4 separate regions of the Homo sapiens genome follow, and regions 2, 3 and 4 are each linked to region 1. The links are chromatin contacts, found by Hi-C in ENCODE. All regions are on one chromosome and are shown on one strand. Each heading gives the region's core, a stretch centred on a gene start or an enhancer-like site at or near the end of the contact. The rest is flanking DNA. Distances are from core to core; before and after follow the strand shown.

Region 1 (6,003 bases), core at 2,603-5,102:
GACAGGATCAAGAGAGAAAAAGCATTTAAACTATATAACATGTATATACAGCAAATCACAATAATGAATATTTGCAATTCCTATCATTTATCACTCTAAATAGAGCCTTTAAAGAAAAAACATTATGCTTGATAACGCACTTATCAATCTCTCAATTGCCACTCAAAATGGGCTCTTTTCCCTTACATGCAGTTTCTCTTCTAAACATAGGCTAACTAGAAAAAATATAATTTTTAAAATTTTTCCAAAAATATACATTTTGAAACTGTATTTCACTAAAATACATATGTTGGCAATTTAATAAGCAAATACATTTTAATTAATTCTAATCTTAACTTCTATTTAAAGAGGACCATTAAAGCAAAAAAATCCCCATTAAATGTGTCTAAATTTTCTATTTTGTTTTAATATTATTTACTGCTTTCCAGACTTACTGATCCAGAGTATATAAATACACACACACGCGCGCACACATTAACTGTATACCACAGGAAGGTATCTGATGTATCTGTAGGTTCATCCCTTTTTCTCTTCTCCCAGATCTCGTAAAAGCTGTATTCAGTCATTTTTCTCAAATTCCTCGGCACTACTACTAAACAGATCTTTTTATTATGGCTAGGCAAAACTACATAGATAATGAACCAGATCTAGCTATATATGCTCCATCACACATGTATGCATATACATTACGTTTTTAAAATGAGGTGTACCAAAAGTAGCTGAAAAAAGTTATAACCTAAATAGTTGATGGTCATGGACCCATTAAGAAGGAAAGCTGCAATTTTAATCATTTGATTATGAACTTCCTGTGTTCCTTCTCCATCAATCAAATTAAAATTGAACTATATTAAGTATCAATTAATTATACCAGCCAGACACAGTGGCAATCCCAGCACTTTGGGACGCCGAGGCGGGAGAATCGCTCGAGGCCAGGAGTTCAAGACCAGCCTGGCCAACATGGCGAACCACTGTATCTACTAAAAATACAAAAATTAGCTGGGCCTGGTGGTACATGCCTGTAATTCCAGCTACTCAGGAGGCTGAGGCGCAAGAATCGCTTGAACCCAAGAGGCAGAGGTTGCAGAGAGCCAAGATTGCACCACTGCATTCCAGCCTGGGCAACACAGTGAGACTCTGTCTCCAAAAAAAAAGGAAAAAAAAAATTAATTACACCTTTATAGAGATCTTTCCTAATGTTCTGATGTTTGCTTTCTTAAAGCAGAAGCAGTCTACAGCCAGACCACCCTGAAGGCACCCCATCTCGTCTGATCTCGGAAGCTAAGCAGGGTGGGGCCTGGTCAGAACTTGGATGGGAAAAGCAAAGCACAAGACATATCATCCTCCTAAGAAATGTCAGGATCTTTAACATCTTGTGAACTTTCTAAAACTTAATGATGTAAGAAAAGTAAGAAAGAGATTAGCTATCAATCTTTTATAGGAATTAGGCCTTAAAGGGGAAATATCCTGAGATTCATAGATATTTATAAAAATTATTAAAAAATGGAGTTAAAACATAAATATAATGAAATCAATAGGCTTCGATTCTTCAACATAAAAACAAGCCACTCTCTACTTCTTTAGTTGCATAATGCTTTCACCTTTTTAAAAAGATTTCAAGAACTCTTATCTCATTTGATTTACAAAGCTGTCTAGGTAGACAGACATGTGGGTCTAACCATTTTATAAACAATAATCAGATACTGTTAAGATTTACATGTGGCAAAAGCAATTTTAATAGCAAAATCAGAATAAGAATCCAGACCTCCTGACCATTAAATTCTGTGTTCTCACAAAATCTTTACCACTAAGTGAAAAATCAAAATATCACCATAATAAAAACCAATGATGCTTAATCAATATTTTCATGTTTAGTAAGCAAATGTTTCCAAAGTATATAAAGGAGTCTCTGAAGATTTCGATACTCCGAGAATACTTACAAAGATGAATTAAATACTTACTGAGTTTCTCTAGCTCAAGCCGCAAGCTTTGACACTCTCGGGTTTCATTCACAAGTCTCTCCTGACTGTGGGACAACCTCTTTTCTATTTCAAAATACTGTTGTTCTACAGCAGACAAGCAAAAAACAAAAAACAAAATCAAACACATGTACATACATTGTGAATACTGTTATTTATTTCTAATAACCTTGATTTTAAAACTTAAGATACAGTATTAGAATTGTGCTCCACATAAGAGAATCTGAGTAAAGATAAATAGACTGAGCACTGAAAAGGACTTAAAGCATTTCCAAACGACTTACATGACAAAAAATAAAAAATAAAAATAAGGCCTAAAAGGGGCTTTACAAATCAATGTCTTCAAGGCAGGTAACCTCATTTATCTTAGTATTTTCTCCAGACATCAGTAAACTGCTTAATAAATAAAGTATTTATTACACGAGAAAAAATTGTTTAGACAAAAAAAAACTCCTTTGTTTTAAAAGACTTCTTTTATAGTAGTCAAGATATTACCTGAAAGCATAAAACTACTAAATATATGTAAAAGTAAATGTGTAAACTTTCCAAGGGAAGGGATTGAATATCATGTTCAGCATAGTATCAGGAACATGTAAGACATTCAATATTTATGGTGCAAATTAATAAATAGAATGCAATGTACTATACTCAGCTCTGGGATCAGAGAACTAATTTTCAAGGTCAATTCTGCTTGACAGTTACACTTTTTTTGAAGTAAAAACTTGTTCAGAATTTCCAGTCAACTTAGCAAGAACAGTATGAACCTCCCCAAACAAATGGTAAACCAAAACACATTAACGGGAAGTTTGTATTTTACTAATGGTAATGACTATATTCTTCATATTTTTTTCAAGGATGTTCAAGCCATTATTGTCAGTAACTTTCTTACTTAAAGGCCTACTTTAGGTAATTACAAGAAAATTTTAATGTTTTCTATCAAACTCCAACTTTTTAAGAGAAATCAAGATATATTAAATTTATGTACTGCACATTCACTGTGTTTCCAGCGCTCTTATGCACCTAATATTCATTTTTGTAAACATCTGATTCGTTCTGGAGCCACGGGACGACGCACACACTAAGAACAAGTGCACAGAGTGGTCAATTTGGCAAAGGCCTAGAATGCAGGTGCCTAGAAAATAGGGCGGAGCCACTATCAGTTGAAGTGCAACAAAACATATAAGGTACTCTAGGCTTAGAGAGATGGGTTCGCAGACTCTATCAAGTCTGTTTCCCGTCTGCCGGACGAAGGAAAATAAGCGTCCCTGTATGAGCCTACCCTAACTACAAAGAAAATGCTACTGAACTTAGATTCAGATTTTTTTTTCAAAGGCTTCTTATCAAACTGTAAGGAGCAGGAAAGCGAAGGCTCAGGATATCCACAGAGCCCAGGAAGTGAGGTTAACAGAGCGGTACCCAGTGCCAACTTGATGGGGGAAGACCAGACCCAAAGGGCGGGAGTCGAGCCCAAAACCAAGGACGGAAAGAGCATCTCACTTACCGCTCTCCACCTTAAATTTCTCATGCCGCCCCTTCAGGCCATCGATCTCGGATTGCTGATCAGCAAGGAACTTTTCAAGTTTGTTCTGGACAGACTTGGGCAGCTTGTTCAGCTCCGTGCGCTCCAGGACTTGCTGCAACACCGCCGCCATGTCGGTGGGGCCAGGGACCCCAGTGGCAGCGGCCGACGGGGTAGAAGCGGAGAAGAAAGGCGAAGACCAGCAGGACCCAGACGCCTGGGCCGCCGCCTCTATCACCTCGCTCGGTGGCTCGCGCGCGCCCGCCCGCCGGAGACTCCCGCGGCGGGACCCTGGGAAATCGAGTCCACCCTCAGCGGCAGCGTTTCAGCAACAGCACCTCACCGCCCGCGACCGAAGTGCGCGCGCAGCCGTTGGAAGCTACGAACCCTGGGAACCCGAGCTCAGAGGCTATCCCTGATCCTCTTGCGCACCCAATTTTCCGGCTTCCAGCTCCACCCACTTCAGGCCTTGTAGGGCTCTGGGAAATGTAGTGTTTTTCTCATTCTTTTCCGGGAGCCCAATGCTGCACCGCCCTCTCAGCTTCCGTTTTTCTCCCCGCTCCCCTGGCTCTCCTATCTCGGCCCCGTAACCGCTGTCCGCACGGTGGCGCCACATACGTACTCGTCACCCCTTGGCCCTCCCTGAAGAGCTGGTGACCTTACCGTCAAAGCCCCGGGATGCCATGGATCGTCCTCGTTGGCGGCTTCTGGACACTGAGCCACTAGAGGGCATCGGTCCCGGTAGGGCCGGACGGCAGGCTCCGGGATACCGCCACGCTCTCTATGGCGCCCAGAAGGGGGCGGGGTGGCGACCGCAGTCGCTTTGGCTGAGGCTCTGCGGGGAAGGGAGGGGGGGCTTTTACGTCATCAATCTGCGCCACCTGACTCCCAAGTCCCTGGCTTTGGAGTGGGAAGTGAGGTGTGGGAAGTAGGTCGCTTTCTGATGAATTCAGTGGCAGTGAATTGAGACCGGAGGGAATCTGGCCCCTAGAGGCTGGTACTTGGGCCCGAAACCCCCATCTCCGGCGGAGAGACCGTCCGAGGTAATTGTCTGCCACGAGTGCACATTCTGAAAACAGGTAAGTCAGCCTAAGTGTAGTGTGTGTGTGTGTGTGTGTGTGTGTGTGCTCTCTTTTCAAGAGAAAAAGGAAGGGACAGTGTTGGAACCATATGGACAGTCACTCCGGCACACACTTCTGACGAACTTACCTTGTGTGAAACGGCGTACCTAAATGGTTTTTGGTGGTGGGGAGGTGGCACTGAGTGATTCAGTACCCGGGAATTTAAGGACCCGGGTTAATTCTTCAGGAGGAGAATTAAAAGAAACCGGTAGCACTTTGAGTGTAGCCTATGTTTTAAATTTTTCGTTGCAGAAACGGTTACCTAACATTATATTGTTTTTAAAATTGAAAACTGTTGTAACTGAAGTTTTTAAACACATTGTTAATTTCTACAGTAACAGAACTTGTATGGTTCCAGATCATAATTCTGTAGTTTTAAAGCTCAATCCGTAGATTGTTTCGTGTTTACTCTTATGAAAGAATTTGTTAAATTATTCATTGTAAATAATGCATTCCCAGTGTCGTCTCTCTGCAGTTCCCACAGTCGTGGGCCTTCTGTGAATTGGTGATTTAGTTCTTATATGAAATTTATTCTTTTTCTCTAGTTCTTACTTTTGAATCATGTTGTGAAGCCGTCTAAGAAATATAAATGGAAGCATTTTATGATATTTTGTAATAACTAAGGAAAAATAAATCAACAGCGGAGCTTAAGGTTGATTTTTCCCCAAAAATATTTTTTAGATAAGCATTGTAATTAAAGTTGCTGGTATATGAAGTATTATGCTATGTCCTAAGCCCACAGTATTATCATACTGTTGATCTGTCATTTGGGAAATGTAGATTTTTCTGTACTTAGATTCACAGAATCCTAAAATTAGATAGGTTTTCAGATCTGCTAGGATTCAAATGCTTTATTTTATAGATTAGGAAACCAGAGCCCAGAAAGGTTGAGTTGTGTCAGTCACAGTGCTTGGACCACAAAGGCTTTGGCTGATATACAACATTTCTGGAAAATTATGACCCTATAAGGCAAAATACAGTTGTCCCTTGGTATCCGTGGGGCATTGGTTCCAGGACCCTCTCACCTGCCCACCCCATGGATATGAAATCCATGGATGCTCCAGTTCCTTATATTAAATGGTGTAGCATTTGCATATCTTAAATCATCTCTAAGTTACTTATAATACCTAATACAATGTAAATGCTATAGTTGTTATATTATATTGTTTAGGGAATAGTGACAAGAAAAAACATCTTTAATGATACAGATGTAATCATGCTTTAAAAAAATAATTTTTCAATCTGTGGTTGGTTGAATACATGGAAGTGGAAACCACAGATGTGGAAAGCTGACTATATACATTTTTAGTACTGCCTTTTATAAAGTATGGTTGACTACATTTAAAAATTTTGAAAGAGCACTAAAGAAAAATTTATCTGACATTCA
Region 2 (6,003 bases), core at 2,203-4,702, 4.3 Mb before region 1:
GGCAAGAAGAGGGTGAAAAGCAGAACTCATTGCTTGTGACTGTAAAGGATAATAGCAGAAAATATTAGAAACACTGTTTAAAGACAGTATTGATAACTATAAGATTGGTGCAAAAGTAATTGTGCTTTTCACCATTAAAAGTAATGTATCCAGCACTTTGGGAGGCCGAGGCAGGCGGATCACGAGGTCAGGAGATCGAGAACATCTTGGCTAACACGGTGAAACCCCGTCTCTACTAAAAATACAAAAAATCAGCCGGGTGTGGTGGCAGGTGCCTGTAGTCCCAGCTACTCAGGAGGCTGAGGCAGGAGAATGGCATGAACCTGGGAGGCAGAGCTTGCAGTGAGCCTAGATCACGCCATTGTACTCCAGCCTGGGTGACAGAGCGAGAAAAAAAAAAAAAAAGAATGTATCATTCCAATGGACTGGTTTTTATTACATTTCACTTTTCTTATTTATCATGTGTCAGATATTGTGCTAGGAATTTTTAAAAATAAGTTCATACACGGTTCTCATAATGGCTCTCCAAGGAAGGTACCTTTATTCGCAACTATGTGATGAAGATACTGAGTGTTATGGATTGAATTTTGTCCCCCGAAAAGTGACATGTGAAAGTCCTAACCCTCAGTACCTGAGAATGTGGCCTTATTTGGAAATAGGGACATTGTAGATACAATAATTTGAGTTCATACTAGAATAGGGTGGGTTCCAAATGCAATGTGACTGGTGCCCTCATAAGAAGATGGTGAGACCCAGAACACCCTGTGAAGACAGAGCATTGGAGTGATGTATCAGCAAGCCAAGGAACACCTGGGCCTCTAGAAGTTAGGAGATGGAAGAGATCCTCCTACAGAGCCTTCAGGAGAGCATGACCCTACTGACACCAATTTTGGACTTCCAGCCTCCAGAACTGTAATGTAATACATTTCTGTTGTTTTAAGCCACCCGGTTTTTGGTGCTTTCTTATGTCAGCCCTAGGAAACTAACACTGAGTCTTAAGGAATTCCTCACTTGTCCAGAATTGCCCAGCTAGTTTGGGATAGAGCCAATATGCCAATATTCAAACCCAGGGCTGCTTGGCCCCCAAATCCATGGTCTTTTTTTTTTTTTTTTTTTTTTTTGAGACGGAGTCTCAGACTGTCGCCTGGGCTGGAGTGAAATGACGTGATCTCAGCTCACTGCAACCTCCGCCTCCCGGGTTCAAGCGATTCTCCTGCCTCAGCCTCCTGAGTAGCTGGGATTACAGGCACACACCACCACATCTGGCTAATGTTTTGTATTTTTAGTAGAGATGGGGTTTCACTATGTTGGCCAGACTGGTCTCGAACTCCTTACCTCATGATCCACCCGCCTCAGCCTCCCAAAGTGCTGGGATTACAGGCGTGAGCCACCGCGCCTGGCCTCCATGGTCTTTTGATAATGCTGGGGTGAGTCAATCTTTGATTCTATTTTACTGTGATAACATGATGTAGGATCAAATATTGACTCATATCAGAAAAGTGATTCCTTATCTTCTAGTCTTTTTAATATTCTGTGAATAGTATATATTTTTGTTAGAAAAATTACTGTACGCTACTATAGACTTCATAAACACTGTACACTTAGGTTTCACTATATTTATGAAAAAATATTTTTCTTTCATCAGTAACCTTAGCTTACCATAATGTTTTTACTTTATAAACTTGAAAAAAATGACTCTTTTATAATAAGTTTAAAACATAAATACATTGTACAGATACACAAAACTTTTTTTTCTTTATATCCTTATTCTATAAGCTTTTTATATCTTAACTTTTTAATTTTTAAACTTTTTTGTTAAAAACAGACACAAACACACACATTAGCCTAGGCTTACAGAGAGTCAGGATCATCAGTGTCACTGTCTTCCACCTCCACATCTTGTCCCATTGGAAGGTCTTCAGGGGCAATAACACACCCGGAGCTGTCATCTCCTATGATGACAATGCTCTTATGGAATACCTCCTGAAAGGCCTGCCTGAGGCTGACAGTTAACTTTTCTTATAAGTAGAAGGAATGCACTCTAAAATAATGATAAAAAGTATAATACAGTAAATATATGAACCAGTAACAGTCGTTTATTATCATTTTGAAGTATTATGTATTGCACATAATCATGTGTGCTACCTTTTTATATGACTGGCAGCATGGTAGGTTTGTTTACACCAGCATCACAACAAACATGTGAGTAATACATTGCGGTACAGTGTTACAATGGCTTTGTCGCTAGGTGATAAGAATTTTTCAGCTCCATTATAATCTTATGGGACTAATGTCATATATGTAGTCCATCGATGATCAAAATGTCATTATGGGGCACATGACTATAAATGTACCTCTTGAGGACTGGCCTTTCTGACAGCTTTTTTTTTTAGTTTTGAGGATCAAACCCTTGGGGCCATTGATTCATTGGATCATTCAGCAAATGATCAAATGGGTAATTTGCGGTACAATCTAAGCAAAGGAAAACCTGAAGATGTCCATTTCTTCAAGGAAGCTCTAATCTGGAACAGCAATAAATTCTCTACGCAAAAGAGAAACACTCAAGGCAGTAAGGTAACAGCTCTGAAAGTGCTAAAAATATGGAGGGGAGCGAGCGATAACTTGTATGGTCACCATTGACCTTGCTGATGCAGAAATAAATCATCTTTACTCTTCATTCTCTTGAATTCTCACCTACCCTGCCACCTCATCCAAAATTTGTTAATTCTATGTGCAAAACATCTTTCAAATCCACCCCTCTCTCTTCATCCTCACTGCCCCCATCCTAGTCCACATCAATGCCAGTCTTCTGATTTTCCTGTCCCTAGTCTGATCTTCTCCCAATGCACTCTGCAGAGTGACCTTTATGAAATGTAGATCTGATTATGCCACGTTCCCACTTTAAAAGCCTCTAGAGGTGTGAACCTCTAGAGTCTTCTAGAATCTGACTTCCATTCTCTGTCCAGCTTTATTTCTTGCTGGACTACTCTATGCTCCAGCCATATTGGTCAAAAATTGTTTTAGTTTCTGGAACCTATGGTGATCCTCTCACCGAGGCCTGCTATTTTCTCTTACTGGAACTCTGTCCCCTCCCCTGGGCACCCTCCCGCCTCTGGCCTAGCGAATTCCTTCCATCTTCCGGTCTCAGTTCCTCCAAGAAACCTTCTCACCTAACCCGTCCGGTCAGGGTACTTTCCTTACCTAACACCCACTCCCTCGTTTACTTCTCTTTGGCTGGACTGAAGTTGGGCAGGGCAGGGGCTAGTCTGCCTTCTTCTGGGCCCAACCCTCCCGGCCGGCACCACAGGCATTACAGGTACTCTGTGCACTCAGGCTGCGCAGACCCGCAGCTTCCTATCCTGTAGCTCACTTTCCTCTGAGGCGGGCTGGAGGCGGAGCTTGTCCGCTGGGGGTGGGGCTCAAAGCTGGGGCGGGGATACGGAGCAAAACTTAAGAGGAAGATGAGAAGCCTGGTTGGCCAGGAGGCTTATCTGTCAGGACAGGGGGCGGGGCCTGGGGGGCCGTACCTTTGCTTACCGCGAGTGGGCGGGGCAGGTTTTACCGCCGCGGCCCATCAGCGAAGATCGCTGAGCGGCGCCCGCCTTGCGGGCCTCCAGGACCCGGCCGCCGCCATCCGGTGGGAAGCCGGGTGGCCTGCGGGTGAGGGGGGCGAGGCGGACGGAGGGCACCACACCCCCCGGGGGGCGGGGCGGGCGGAGAGCACCCTACATCCGGGAGCCGGGGCGGCGCCTGGAGAGCGGAGCAGGCAGCGCTTTCTGCCCGCTGAGTGGGTCAGGCGCCGCCCCCTTGTGGTCTCGGCCTGCGGGCAGCCCTTTGGAGCGCGCGGGAACCGGACGCCCGCCCGAGGAGAGAGGATCCAGGAGACCACTCCGGGCGGGATCCGCGGAGCCTGGGGCCGGGCGGTTGGCCCACATTATAAGAGGGCCTGCGTTGCTTCTACCTCAAAGGCTTTAGGGTGTTTGTTAATTCCCCGCCCCCCAACCTGATGATGCTCCAGGTATTTACAGGCAGGTGCCCCATAGGCTGTTTACTGGGAAGCAGAATTGGTGGACTCCGTTCGGGGATATGAGGAAAGATCCATAAGCAGAGAGAATAAAGCCTTTGCACTTACATTTTACTTCTCTTATCCCTCACCTCTACCACCTTTCCCCTTGACCCCCAATGGGCTGCAGGTCACATCATCTTGTCCTTGATATATTCAGAAAATAGAAGCCCCTCAAACAACTTAGAAGCAGTCCCCGCATGTCACCAAATAATAGACCACAGCTGGCATGTGAATGCTACCAGTTAGAGATGTGTAGTAGTTTGTAATTTCCTCATGAATAGTTCAAACTAGAGATTTCTAAATTATTACTAAATTTTAGTATTAATCTAAATATTGTTAATAGATTTTTGTATTATTACTAAATGCATAATCTTTGGAGCAGAAGTTGTGGGAAAAGAAGATTTGGACAAATACCTGACAAGTTACCCGGTATTTTACTTTCTTTGAAGCAATTAAAGAGGTCTGTGTCTTGTCTTGAATAATTAATTTACTTAGGTTGCTGTTTAAAATGCTTTTAAATTTTCAAAACACATCTGTGAGGAGAGGTCTCCACATCTTCAGTTGAAAACTGGAAGAAGCAAAAGGAATAGAGTGTTTATCTTTGAAAAAAGCACACCTAACTAAAATAATAATAAAAAATATGCAGGTGGATAGAAACTCAACAGCTTTCTTCATAGGGTTTGAAACCATAACTGAAGGAAAGGCTATCTGCCATCTCCACTTTGTCTGCTTCTTCAGTCATCTCTCATTATTCAACTTACCTTCTAGTCAGGTCAAATTACAGTTTCTCCAGACTCATATTGCTTTCATATATCTCTTTGTCTTTGTACATAATACTCCTTTACCTTCCTAATGCTTATTTTACCTTCGAAATTCAGCCAATGTATCAACTCTCCTAGAAAGTTCCATTATCTTTCCTCCAAGTACAGGTCTTTCCACTGTACTACCATCGAGTTCTGGGATGCTTCTCCTTGGTGGCATTTTTTATACCGTGATATAATTCTCTCTTTACTTATTCCTGTATCAAGTTGTTAGGGCAATGCCTTTATCTCAATATTCTGTAAATGTAGCATGGACGGATTGATGATGGACAGACAGGTGGGCGAGGGAATAGCTACAAGGATGGACATATACGTGGGAGAAAAGGGACGGACAAATGTATAAATAGATGTTTTAAGGTTGGGTAGGTGAGTGGATGGAACTAAAGCTTGGAGAGTAAATCTTGATGAAGACTTGTTGGGAAACAAGAAGATCTTGATATGATGAACTCAAGGAGGTTGATGGAAAGGGGTGGGGGATAGTTGAGGATCGGTCATTGAAACCATTATTTCTTTTGGAAAAATATTGAGAAAACATGTACTAAAGTTAATAAATGCTACTTTGTGAGGAAAAGATGATATTAGTTTGATATTCTTAGTATTTAAAGTGTAAAGGACTAACATTTCCCTCTCCTATTTAGTCTCCATTTCTTTCTTAATCTCTAGTGTAAGCATTATTTAAAAGTTATTTGTTATAGTAAATATCTGGACATTCTCATCAGTGTGGTTATTCTTAAAAGTTGTCGGCAGGGTGCTATGGCTCACGCTTGTAATCCCAGCACTTTGGGAGGCCGAGGCAGGTGGATCACGAGGTCAGGAGATCGAGACCATCCTGGCCAACATGGTGAAACCCCGTCTCTACTAAAAATACAAAAATTAGCTGGGCGTGGTGGCGTGCGCCTGTAGTCCCAGCTACTCAAGAGGCTGAGGCAGGAGAATCGCTTGAACCCAGGAGGCGGAGGTTGCAGTGAGCCGAGATCGCGCCACTGCACTCCAGCCTAGGTGACAGAATGAAACTCCGTCTCAAAAAAAAAAAAAAAAAAAAAGTTGTCTAAAGTATTTTATTGTTGTTGCCTAAACTAATTGACTTCTGTGCTTTTGGTCCTTGAAAACACTGTT
Region 3 (6,003 bases), core at 2,295-4,794, 3.8 Mb before region 1:
TACCTTACCCCCCACCCCTGTGGTTTGTTCTCTACCCAGTCGCTACAGTGAGCCTTTAAAAACCCAACTCAGTTTGGTAGCTCCTCTGTTGTCTCCTCATGTCTTTCAGAAGAAGAGCCAAAGGGCTTGCTGGGCCCACGAGGCTCCCCAAGCCCACACCTGGCCATCCTCCTCATGCCTGACCTCATCTCCTGCTCTTGCCCTGCTCTACACAGGTCCATTTGCTCATCCGTGACTGTGACAGGCAGGCTCTGGCCATTGCATTTGCTGCTTCCTGTGTTGGAATGTTCTTCCCTCCCTGAATTCTTTCTTATCTCTGTTCATATGTCCTCACTTCCCTTTACAGAATGGAAAACCTTACGTCTTCCCAGGCCCTACCTCTGGTACTCCCTGTCTCTCATTTCCTGCTGTATTTTTATGAGTGCATAGCTCATCACCTGGCATATATTTGTCTAGTTGGTTATTGGCATCTTCCCCCATTCAAATTATAAGTTTCATTAGGTAAGGGACTTTGTGTGGCTCACTGTGACATACACAGTGACTGTAACAGTGTCTTGAATATAATTGGGGCTCAATACACCTTTACAGAATTATGTGGAATCAATCAGCGGTCAGAAAACAAAAATAAGGTACAAAAGTAAGGCATTACTCTTATCTTTCCACCAGGTGGCGCTGTGTTCTTTAGCAAATGCAGCTGCCATGCGTTTAGCGGCCAGGAGAGAAGGTAGACAAAAAAATCACAGACCACAGACCAGCAGGCCTCAGGCAGGTCAGCCTGGGGACTGAGCCAGGTTACATAAGGTCCCTGTGCTGACCTTGTCTCCCCAGTTGCTAAGTGTTTTGAGCCTCTAAAAACGGATGGGTTTATAAAGGTGGGTATGGACAGAAGCCGAAAAACCTGCCAACACATCCTGCCCCATCATGAGTCTTAGGGTTAAGCACCCAGGAGTGGCACTGGGCCTGGCTTTCCTAGTCTCTGGTCACAGAAGCCCAGTCACCCCTGTGCCAAGTAAGGCCCTTCTACCTCTACACCTAGCCCTTCCTCCCCTCTAGCCCTGATTCTCAGAGGGGAAGGAGCAGGCAGGGTCGTGAGGATTCACTGGGCATATGGGGGCTCTAACCTCTTTAGGGGCCTCACTGCAAATGAACTCCTCAAAGATCTGGTGTGCCCTGGAGGCCAGCTTGGTAGCTGATCGGATCTTCTTGAACTCCTCACAGGCCAGCCAGAACTCCAGGTTCTCCTCACTGAACTCTGTCTTCAGGAAAGCGTGGAAGGCAGCCACTCCATCTGGGGTTGCGGGAAAGAAGAGGAAATAGGTCAGCTGGAGGGACAGCAGGGAATACAAGAAGAAAGGAAAGCAATTGCAATTAATGGCTCTATTTTTAGAACATAATTTTCTTGAACAATGACCTGCCTTTATATGTTGAATAGAGGCTGGCACACTAGGGGATCATTATTATTATTATTACTACTACTATTATTCTGCCCAGGCTCTCAGCAGTCCTGGGGCTGGCTCCAAAGCACATGAGTACACATGTGCCACCCAGAGACAGACACAAAAGGCTCCTACTCACTTTTACTGCTCAGCAGCAGGTCGAACGACTCTCTCCACCCCAGCACATCTTCTGAGAAGTTTCTACTAAAAGACAAAAAGAAAAAAAAAGAGTAAGAAAAAAAATCAACAAACCAAAGCATAGTACAAATTCTAGCCAGAACTCTGATGGAAAACTGCATAAAATTCACAGAAAGGCTTGCTTGGTGATTGCTGAAGCTGACACCTCAAACTCTTAGTTGGACTTAGGGTAAGCAGTAGTGCTTTCTAGAGCACAATTCAGCAACCAGAAATCAAAGCCAGGGACTCTTTAGTCCTCAGTCAATATCTCTAAGCCTGTCTCGTCTCTGTCCAAAAATTATTTCAATTCCCCTGACTCTCAAAGATTTGTTTTGTACACCTTCCCAAGGAAATAAGGTCCTCATAAATAGAGATTACATCTACACATAACTCCAGAGTTTGGTACAGTTGATAGCCAATATGAAAGAGTTTCTAGGCAAGGTGCATACTAGAAAACTTCAAGTGGTCTTGGATTCTGTCCTAGCCCTGGATGCACGTGCAATGAATCCCGAGGTGGGAGAGTCTGGGAACTAGGCATTCATGCCCTGTGTGCCCTCATCCGTGGATGGACTTGGAGCCCTGGAGCCACCTACCCACTCACCCATGAGCCAAGTAGTCATAACAGACCAGCAACAAGTCCCACTAAAATCTCTAGGGAGGTGTTGCCAAGGTCCACTTAGCGTGTCCTGGCTTCTCCCTGTATTTCCCTCCTCATGACTCCCTTCCCACTCCCTTCCCTCTCGGAGCCCTGAGCTGGTCAGCAACACTTACTTCTCTTTGCTGTGTTTACTGCCCCACTCGAACTTGCCAGTACTCCCAGTATCGCAGCCCAGCTCTGATTTGTGAAGAAAGATCCCCAGACGTGTCTTGAACTCTTTGGCTCTGAAAAACAAATCAGGAACATGAAAGCATTCTCTCATTTGCTCAGCCAGTGTGGAGAGGTTTATGGGTCCCAGAAGAGCTCTGGGTGGTGCCACCCAAACTTTAGCCTCAAGAGTTCCTGGAAACTCTTGGCTGTCCCCAGGCCAAGAGTGCTTCTCTTATCAGCATCATCAACCCCAAAGCAACAAAAGCAATGTTTGAGCTATGCTGTGGTAGGTCTTACACTTTCTGGGTAATACACACGCTGCATATATGGGCTTTTCCCTAAAGTCACACTGATCTCTCTTCGTGCCTGTTGATTCAGAAAAGAACTCAGCATTCTTTTCAGAAGTATTTCTGAACTGTGTGGGAAACTGATTCCTGCCTTCATCTTTACTTTTTCCTTCCCAGCCAGTAAGGATTGGAAGCTGTTGAGTAGCTCTCTGGAATATGGACACACCCTCAACAGTGGGAGCCCCCACCCCCACACACCCCACCAAAAAAAAAAAAATCTCCCTGTCTTCCAGGGGCAGAGGAGGCAATGCCCCTAGCTCTGGTCTGAGGAATGAAAAACAAATGCTTAAGAAATGGGCAGGCTCAGTGCTGCCTGGAAATGTCAACGTGGCCTTCCCGCAGCCGGGTCTTCAGCAGGTCACCTGAGCACGACTGCAGTTTGTCAGAGGATGGGGATGGCAGCAAGCCGCGGGCCCTTGCTTCCCTTCCCCTTGCTTTCTCCCTGCTCCTGGAATCTGAGCACGTGGCATCAAGTGCGCTTCTACCTCTCTACTCAAGCCTCTAGCGCCCCATCCCCGCGCCCACCCAGGTCCCCAGGCCTGCCGCTCCACTCCCTAAGAGTTGGTGGGACTTCCCCCAAGCAGTTGGACAACCTCCCCTTACCTCTCCAGGCAGGTGGTGGGGAAGGCGGCCAGGGTGCGGCACATGGCTGCGGGCGCAGGGCAGCACGTAGTAGGCAGGATGGTGGCAGGCTCCAGGAGGCTCCGCGTGCGCCAGGAAGCAAAGGCGCGGTAGCAGGTGCTAGTCAACTGCGGTTGGGTTTAGCAGCCTGCAAGCGCCCAGACTGAGCGGCCGCTGCTTTAAATCCCCTCGGAGGAGCGGGGCGGGGCTGGGCACTGCTGACCAATCGGAGGGTGGGGCTGGGCGCTGAGAAGGCGGAGGCGGGGCCCGCAGCCAGACTGGGCCGGGTGCAACTTTCGCGGCAGCTGGAGCACGCGGAGCTGCACCCTCCGCCCAGAGGACGCCGCGTGTGGAAGGAAAAGCGGCAAGAGAATTGGCACGGGGATGAGACGTGCACACCCAGTTTCCTAGGGAAAAGTACCTGCCGACCTCTAGTAACAGCAGGAAAGTCACGCAGCGGTGTCGTGTTGAGAGAGTTTGCACGGGGGTGGTGGGTCTGGGAGGCACACAGGGCTTTCTTTGATCGCAGGCAAGTCTGAGCCTGCTGGGTCCTGAGGACAGGCGCACAGGGTGCAAACCTGGGCAAAACAGCATCTGATTATACTGATAAGTACCCTTTACGAGGCTCTTACCATGATGGACACGGGGCTAAGTAAGCTCTTCATCATCATCTCCATTTTATAGATGAAGAAATCGAGAATCAGAAAGCTAAATAAACTTGTCCAAGATCACAGTTGGAGATGACAGAAAAGTGGAATAGGGATGAGTAGTTTATTGAACACCTACTATGTGCTAGGCACATAAGTAAGACTTGCTCAAAGTCTTAGTTATTAAATAACTTGCTCAAAGATGTGCAGCTAGTAAGTGTTGGCTCCAAAATTCAAATGTGAATTTGCCATTCTTTTTCCATTGCACACACACACACACACACACACACACACACCACACACACACACAAAGGTTAGTACCCGGTCACGGCTATACCTGTGGACGATCCTGGGTTTAAGCAGTTAATACCTTATTGTCTCCATCTCTGACATAAAGGTAATAAATGCCCTTCCTCTCACCTCATCTTCCCATAAAGGCATTGGGATTGCTATTAAGAGGCTGTATGTGAGGTTAAAAGTACAGGGTCTAGAGTTAGATTTTCAGGTTTCAAGTCATGGCTCTGCCAGGTGACCTGCTGAAGACCCAGCTGCAGGAAGGCCACGTTCACTGTTAACTGGCTACTGATGGGAGACGAGGCAAACTGCTTAACCTTTCTATGCCTCCATTTCCTTGTCTCTACGAAGAGAACAACTTATTTCATAAGGTGGTTGTGAGAACTAAATAAATTAATTCTTAGTTTGAGTTCCTAGGAACTAGACTCGGGTAGACACTTGCATGCAGGAGGTTTACTGGGGAGAGTTATCAGAATTAAGAGGGAGTAAAGAAAGCAGGTCTGGGCAGAGGGAGGAGTTGAAGGCCATGCCATTTCAACAGAGACCCCAGCTGGTTCCAAGGAATGCCCGGAAGCTCAGCTGGCCCTTTGGAACTGTCCACTGAAGCAAGAGGACAAGGCCCTGGTAACCCCATAAAGACCATTCATTGCATACAGCTGCCCAAGAAGACAGCCTAATCTTAAGGCAGTGCCCTTTGTCAAGAGCAATTCCTGGAGAGAGACTAACACCCTGGGAAATGATGATCACAGTCCCCAAGACGGGATCTGGGTGGCACCGCACAGCATCCGTGACAACATATAAGGTGCTTATATGACAGTGCTCAACATGTAGTCAGCAGTCAATAAATGTTATAATAGCTTTCAGTTTTACTTAATAGGGATACTGGGATTGCTAGCAATAAGGAAAATTAGTGAGTCTTTTGTGCCTCTTGGAATACAGTATAGGCAGTGTATACTGAGGCACTCTTAGTTAAGTACACCTGAGGCACTCTTAGTTAAGTGTACTGGAACAGGAAATAGCTGGAAATTGGATCCTATCTCCCAATTCCTGAGCTAGTACTTTCTCCTGCTCTGATAAAGAAAGCAAAATAAACGGTGCCAGGAGCAGTGGCTCACGCCTGTAATCCCAGAACTTTGGGAGGCTGAGGCGGGCAGATCACCTGAGGTCAGGAGTTCGAGACCAGCCTGGCCAACATGGCGAAACCCAGTCGCTACTAAAAATACAAAAACATACCCAGGCATGGTGGTGGGTGCCTGTAATCCCAGCTACTTGGGAGGCTGAGGCAGGAGAATCTCTTGAACCCAGGAGGTAGAGGTTGCAGTAAGCCGAGATCGCGCCATTGCAAAAAAAACAAAGGCATTGATGCACAGTGCACAGACCAGCAAATCTGAGAGCACAAAGCTCCCTACTCTAGATGAACGGCCCTCTCCAAGTTCAACCTGCCTCTTTGTTGCCATGGTTACCTCTTCAGTTTCCAGGCAGAAACTTTTTGAAGTTCACAATTTATCCCAAATTATCTTCCCAGCAGGTCGGTTCATATCTGCAGTTTCGGTAATGCAGGATGACTCGACAGTTGCTGTAAATCCAGCAAGTTGAGCTCACTTATGAATTGCACTGGCTTGGACAAAACCTGACCTCATTTTTGCCCAGCACTCCCAGAGCAGATGTGATCT
Region 4 (6,003 bases), core at 1,353-3,852, 3.6 Mb before region 1:
GAATGGAACAGACTCTTGTCCACCTGTGGACAGACCTTTTACTGGAACACAATGGGTAACAACACTTCAAGATCCAACTTAGGTCTCCTTCCTTCATAAGTGTTCCGCAATTTAGCAGTGTTTCAGTTGTTGAAAACCCATTTTCTCTTTTCAGGTTAGTATAGCCTTACCAGAAGATAAGGGGAAACTTTCTGGGGGACCACCCCTCACCCACAGTCAGTTCAGGAGCCTGTGATGGGGGCATCACCTCCAGCTCCAAGGATAGAACATATGACTGTTCTGACCAAGTTCATTGCACCATATCTCCCAAGCTCTTTCCCCTGCACCAGTGGGTTTCAAATTTGAATTGTAGCAAACAAAATCTGATACAAAACCCTGACATACATTTGTTTTAAACAAAGAAGAGTTGATGGTAGTAATATTTCTAAATCTCACCCTCTTGGCCTGCACTTGGATAGACACTATGTCCTGCACTGTGGGAAAAACAAAGGAATAGGACATGATGCCTGCCTTGAACACCTTGCAGTGGAGTTGGGGGCAAGAAACAAAAGCAAGAAAATTAATGATTAAATAATACTACATAATAATAGAAGAAATCTCACAGAGACTGCCGCTTATCAGAAGGGGGTTAGAGGCCTGCAGTTCAGCACTGAGCCTTTTGTTGCCTCTCTTCTTCTAAGCCCTACTCATTGTCTGATATTTAGCTTGGCTGTGACCTTCCCCAGTAAGACGTTTCTGGAACACCCTCCTGCCTCTTCACACACACACACACACACACACACACACACACCACCCCCTTCAGCCCAGATTAGAGCTCAGTGTTCCTGTAATATCTCTGTACAGTCTATCACTGCATTTACCATATTTTAAAACAACGTCTCCCCAACACTTCACAGTATAGGCTCTGAGTTTCATAACGGCACAGAGTGGATACTGTAAGAATGCAGTGAGACTCTCCCTACTCCATGCTCCTTTCTTCCATCTTTTGTTCCACAGATGTCAGCCCTACATCAGTCTGCAGGCTGCTCCTGTCTGCTCCAAATCCCTCCCCCAGTAAGTTTCTTGCACATCTAATCCCATCTTAGCATCTGCTTCTTGGTAGACACTAACAAATTATTATAAGGAATTACTTTGCACTACCATATTTATACAAAAAGTAGTTAGTTCATGCATTTAGAATATTGGTTTGTTGGTTGACAATGTTAAGCCTAATGACCTATACCTTTTGGGTACTGACATACTTAATTTTGCACTTATTAAACTGTGACTTTCCAAAAAAAAAAAAAACTTTCATTGTACCATTAGGATATAATATTCTTGTTAATATTACAAAAACCAAACCAAAACAAAAACCATGCTGCAGCCTTAGGAGAACTTGCTTCATGTAACTAAGGGTTTTTCTTTTTCTTTTCTTTTTGTATTTTTTTTTCCTGTAGGATAACATAGTGTTAAAAGCACAAGCTTCTGGACTACTTGAAATCAAACCACAGCTTAACCAGCTCTATGGCTTTTGGCAAATTACTTCAACTCTTTAAACCTGTTTCTGATCTGTAAAATGGAATGATCCTTGCTCATCTGTAATATATACATTTATAAAACAGGACCCACCAATGGGATTATTTTATGAATTAAATGTTAAAACAGCTAGAACGGTGCAGGCTGAGTAAGCACTGAACACAGTACTTATTAGCTATTATCTCTGGTGCTCTGTGCAACGAAAGAACTATTAGAATACATTTAAAAGCACTTTGCAAACTAGAAAGCCCTTTGAACAATTTAGTTTCTCTAAATGTAATAATAAGCATCAGCCATCGCCTTTTATGGAAAATTGAGGTGGAATCACATCAGCAAGAGAAAACTGAGGACTTGTCTCTGGCTCTGTTCCTGATTTATTCACACAGTACATGATCCTAGAATAAGACTCCTGATACTCCTGAAAGTAGAGGCGGTTGGGTTAAAAATAATTTTCCCTTTCAAAACTCTTTCAAATGTTCTCCAAAAGAAGCCAGGAAAGCTCCCGTATGAGTAGATAATTCACTTTAAAATTCGCTCATCTCTCTTTAACACGAGAGTCTGCAGGGCTGGTGCAGCGGCGTCAACCCGAAGAGACCTGAACGCCGATGGGCAGTTGGGATTCTCCGTACGCCTCGGAAACAGCAGCCCAAACCTCACAACGCAGAACCACGAGATAGTGGGGATTGCAGAGCCCTGCGCAAGAGAAGGAAAATTAAGACGCAGCGGAGCCCAGGAGGTGCCCGCACGCGGGAAGGACTGGCGTGCAGACGAGGCAGGGGGAGGTTTGCACTCGGCGTGGCGCGGGTGAGCCGCGTGCTCTCGGGCACCCGGCCGCCAGTTCGGATGCTTCCGATCCTCGGGGAGCCGGGGCGCTGCGCCGGAGTCACTTCAGCCCATGTTGTTCAGGTGACACCCGGGGAAGAGCAGACTCCAGTGTGCAAAACGTTTCGGGGTTTCCGGGCCAGCGGTTCCGGGCGCGCCTCGCGGGCGGCGGCGCAGAACTACAACCCCCAGGCTCCCTGGCGTGGCGGCACGTGGGCCCGAGCCGGGCGGCCGCGGATATAAAGCGCGGCGGCGGCTGCCGGGCGGAGCGGCTGCACGGACAAGAGCGGAGGCCTGGGTGAGCGCGGCCCGCGACGGCACGGGCTAGGACAGACGGACGCAGACGGCCCGACGACCTGGGCGTTCGGGCGGAGGGGCGCTGGGGCCTGACTCGCGGGTGGGTGAGACGTTGACGGACCCGGAGGAAAGAGGGAAGGCAGATACGCTGGGAAACGGATCTGGGGAAGGTGTGAATGCGAAAAGTGTAGGGACAGACGGGGGCAGAAGAACTTACTCCCCCGGATTGTTTGCAGACAGCATATCTGCCGGGTCTCCAAAGGTCCTTTCCTCAAAATAGAGTTAGCAATTGAGCAGAAGAGAGCTTAAAGTTAAACCTGATACATCCCCCCTTCACTTGAGGAGAAATTGGTGGTTTTCTGCTTTTTTAAAAATCCCTATTTGTATCTCCTCTTCTCCGAGTACCTGTCCCTCAAGATATTCTCTGCCCAGAGGTACATTCTGCCCTCACTTTCTGTCTCTTAAAAAAACAACTTTGCCATTTAAAAAAGAATTTGACTTAGGCAGCTTTAATTCTTTGCACTGAGTGTTCTTATCTGTGGATGGAGGTATAAGATTTCAAGAGTAATACCCCCTCCCAATGTTTCAGTAATAATCTAAATTCACATTAAGCCTTAGGCTGGAGAACATTTGAGCTATTCGCTTTAGCTACGAGCTCTGAAAACTTCAAAGCATAACATTCCCAAGTTTATCTAAAACTTGAATCTTAAAAATAATGATAATTATCTGTTATGCTTCAAAGCATAACATTCCCAAGTTTATTAAAAACTTGAATCTTAAAAATACTGATCATTCTCTGTTAAAGTCTTTTGTTGTTGTTGTTGTTGTTGTTGTTGTTGTTGTTGTTGTTGTTTTTGAGACGGAGTCTCGCTCTTGTCGCCCAGGCCGGACTGCAGTGGCGCTATCTCGGCTCACTGCAAGCTCCACCTCCCAGGTTCACGCCATTCTCCTGCCTCAGCCTCCCGAGTAGCTGGGACTACAGGCTCCCGCCACCACGCCCGGCTAATTTTGTATTTTTAGTAGAGACGGGGTTTGGCCATGTTGGCCAGGCTGGTCTCGAACTCCTGACCTCAGGTGATCCGCCCACCTCGGCCTCCCAAAGTGCTGGGATTACAGGCTTGAGCCACCGCGCCCGGCCAAAGTCGTTTTTATCCCATTTCTTCCTGTAGGCGTTTCAAAGTTTGCAAAGGCAGCAAACTTTTACGTAGTGTAGTTATCTGTGCAAAGAAATTTTCCAAGCTGCCATTGCCCCCAGATGGCAGACAGTCTAGGAGAGGAGCCAAAACCACCCTGCTTAATAACTCTGATGTAAGGTTTTTAATGAAAAGCCACTGTTTGGGGGAATTCTGAGGTTTAAGAAATTATTTTCGGCTGGGGTATCAGGAAATCCCCTGGTTTTTAAAATGAGAGGTTTTTTGGTTTTTGTTTGTTTTTGTTTTTAAGCTATACCTGCTGGAATGGATAAAGTGAGCTTTAAAAGTTGATCAGACCGAAGAGATTGAAGTGAGAGAACCACAGGAACAAAGGCAAGCAGACAGACAGTGAAAGGTAGATAGGAGGAACAGCAAACAGTTTGTTCAGCTGGGCAAGTATAGTGCAGGCACGAAGATTTCAATAGAGACCCAGACCCCAGGGAGCTGGTTCTTTAGCCTACTGGCATTTTCTAAACAGGACAAAGACAAGACCAGAAATGCTGGTGTTACTGGAAGATTAATCTGACAGCTGGTGTGGATTGAAGAAGAGAAGAGGGATTAGGACAGTGATTCCTAACCCCTATCCTACACTCCCAACGGCCCCTTGTTTTGAATTTTTGAACTAATCAAACTACATTTGTGGTAATTAGTTTTATTTCTTTCCATTAAAGACATATAAAACTGCCAATTTGAGCTTCTGATGATTCTAAGAACATCAGTGTTACCGTCCTTAGTATCAAATAAATGCAGGCAAAAGCACAAGACTACGGAGTTTTATTTAGCCTGAACAGCCTAGTAGTGTTGGATTTAGGAGGTGTTTAATGCTGACTCAAGCTCTCAGGACTCTTATCACTTGAACCTTCTTGGGCCCTGTGGACCTGGGGTTTTGCCTATTTGTCTAGATAAGAGGTAACGAAGGGAAAAATTATAAAGGCGAAAGGAGGAATAGCAGGGGAAGAAGATAACAGAATTGAAATGACTTAGTCCCTAAATAGACAAGAGTAGTGAGTGTTGGAAAGGAGGCACTAGCAGAGCAGAGATGACTGGGAAGATGATGCTGGTAAGGGCATGATAGTATTTTCTACTGTCCTATACACATCAGGCAAGACTTCATGGAGAGCACTGAACACGTACTCACTATGTGCCTAGCATTGTTGTTAATCACTTTACATGAATTAGTTCATTTAATTCTCTCAACCCTATGAAATATAATTACTATTATCCTCATTTACAGAAGGGGAAACTGAAGCAGAAAGAGGTTACTTAATGGGCTCAAGGTCACCTACCTGGTAAGTGGTGGAGCCAGGATGCAGATCCATGAGGTCTGACTCCAGAGCTGGCCCTCTCACCCCTCTACAGTAAGGAACAAAGGAGATGGCAGGTCCCTTTGGGCATGTTAAGTTGAGATGTTTGTGGGAGTGCTAGGTGAAGATATACAGCAGGCATAGCATCAATCTCCTTTGATACTTAAACATCCCTCCAGTGGGGAGATGGCTTAGGTTATGGGCCTTTAAGGCTCAGAGGCTAAGTGGCCTGCTTATTGTACTGAGGGTGGTCACATGAAGCTCAAAGAGTGATTAGAGCCACATCTTATGATTTATTATCTTGTGTTTTCCCATGGGCCAGGTTATTGGATTCATCTTTCTAAACTTCCAATCTGCTTTTAGTCTCATGTTTGAACTAGGAAATACAGAGCAAAGCTACATGCAGGACTTGGTCTTGATTTTAGGAGCAACTCTTGCTGAGAACATGTCTGTTTGCAAGGAAAGTATCGTGTTGTCTTTCTACTGAAAACAGTCAGTGTTTCTCAAGGGCTTACCTGAGCCAAGACTCTTGGGGAAGAAAAATAGAAGATATGGTCTCTGTACTTCAGAAGTTTATTCTCCTATTTGGGAAGATAAGATGAACAATTAGAAGAGCAAACAAAACAAGATAGCTTATAACTAAGTACTACATTATGTGGGTTAGATTTAAGTATAGTGGGCATTGCATTTTTGAATGTGCCAGTAATGTCAGAACTATAGCATAACCCTTCTTGTTGGTCACCTACAGACATCACTTTATTTGCTACAAGACCACTATCTTTTGTAGAATTGTCATCAAATACTATCTGATTATATTTTATTTTCATTTTCAATTGTTAGACATTAAATTTGTGGTCTGAAATTGCATTTGT

What was found. Hi-C counts contacts between places; a loop is a spot of excess contacts on that map. Pooled maps may share reads with other maps.
Region 2: a map of CD8-positive, alpha-beta T cell shows a loop between it and region 1 (8-fold over the local background). The contact joins the enhancer-like site here to the promoter of TPR in region 1. A Hi-C loop is called at or near these places in 3 of 168 maps with a recorded cell type or tissue (CD8-positive, alpha-beta T cell, naive thymus-derived CD4-positive, alpha-beta T cell and natural killer cell) and 7 of 50 pooled maps.
Region 3: a map of gastrocnemius medialis shows a loop between it and region 1 (6-fold over the local background). The contact joins the promoter of RGS16 here to the promoter of TPR in region 1. A Hi-C loop is called at or near these places in 2 of 168 maps with a recorded cell type or tissue (gastrocnemius medialis and naive thymus-derived CD4-positive, alpha-beta T cell) and 13 of 50 pooled maps.
Region 4: a loop to region 1 is called in a pooled map, with 10 times the contacts of the local background. The contact joins the promoter of NPL here to the promoter of TPR in region 1. A Hi-C loop is called at or near these places in 5 of 50 pooled maps.

What each region holds. Positions count from the first base shown.
Region 1 is chr1:186,371,401-186,377,403 of GRCh38, forward strand. TPR (translocated promoter region, nuclear basket protein) reads right to left here and starts at 3,853. Exons shown (of 51, transcript NM_003292.3): 1 at 3,478-3,853; 2 at 1,959-2,063. The coding sequence starts at 3,628. ODR4 (odr-4 GPCR localization factor homolog) reads left to right here and starts at 4,438. Exons shown (of 14, transcript NM_017847.6): 1 at 4,438-4,574. RefSeq lists a silencer at 2,988-3,037 and enhancers at 3,598-3,897, 4,058-4,107, 4,278-4,467.
Region 2 is chr1:182,026,284-182,032,286 of GRCh38, forward strand. No RefSeq gene overlaps it. Among named protein-coding and RNA genes, the nearest start is that of ZNF648, 32 kb to the right of the region's middle. RefSeq lists a silencer at 3,445-3,834. Within about 2 kb of position 3,453, at least 30 of the 41 ENCODE cell types and tissues checked have a DNase peak (open chromatin) inside an H3K27ac peak, as active enhancers do; they include CD8-positive, alpha-beta T cell, where a contact is called at or near this core.
Region 3 is chr1:182,600,845-182,606,847 of GRCh38, forward strand. RGS16 (regulator of G protein signaling 16) reads right to left here and starts at 3,545. Exons shown (of 5, transcript NM_002928.4): 1 at 3,372-3,545; 2 at 2,385-2,495; 3 at 1,576-1,640; 4 at 1,122-1,288. The coding sequence starts at 3,415. RefSeq lists enhancers at 640-689, 3,110-3,169, 3,260-3,309, 3,780-3,859 and a silencer at 1,000-1,059.
Region 4 is chr1:182,787,171-182,793,173 of GRCh38, forward strand. It overlaps NPL (N-acetylneuraminate pyruvate lyase), which reads left to right and starts at 2,603. Exons shown (of 13, transcript NM_030769.3): 1 at 2,603-2,635; 2 at 5,062-5,116. RefSeq lists an enhancer at 2,256-2,756.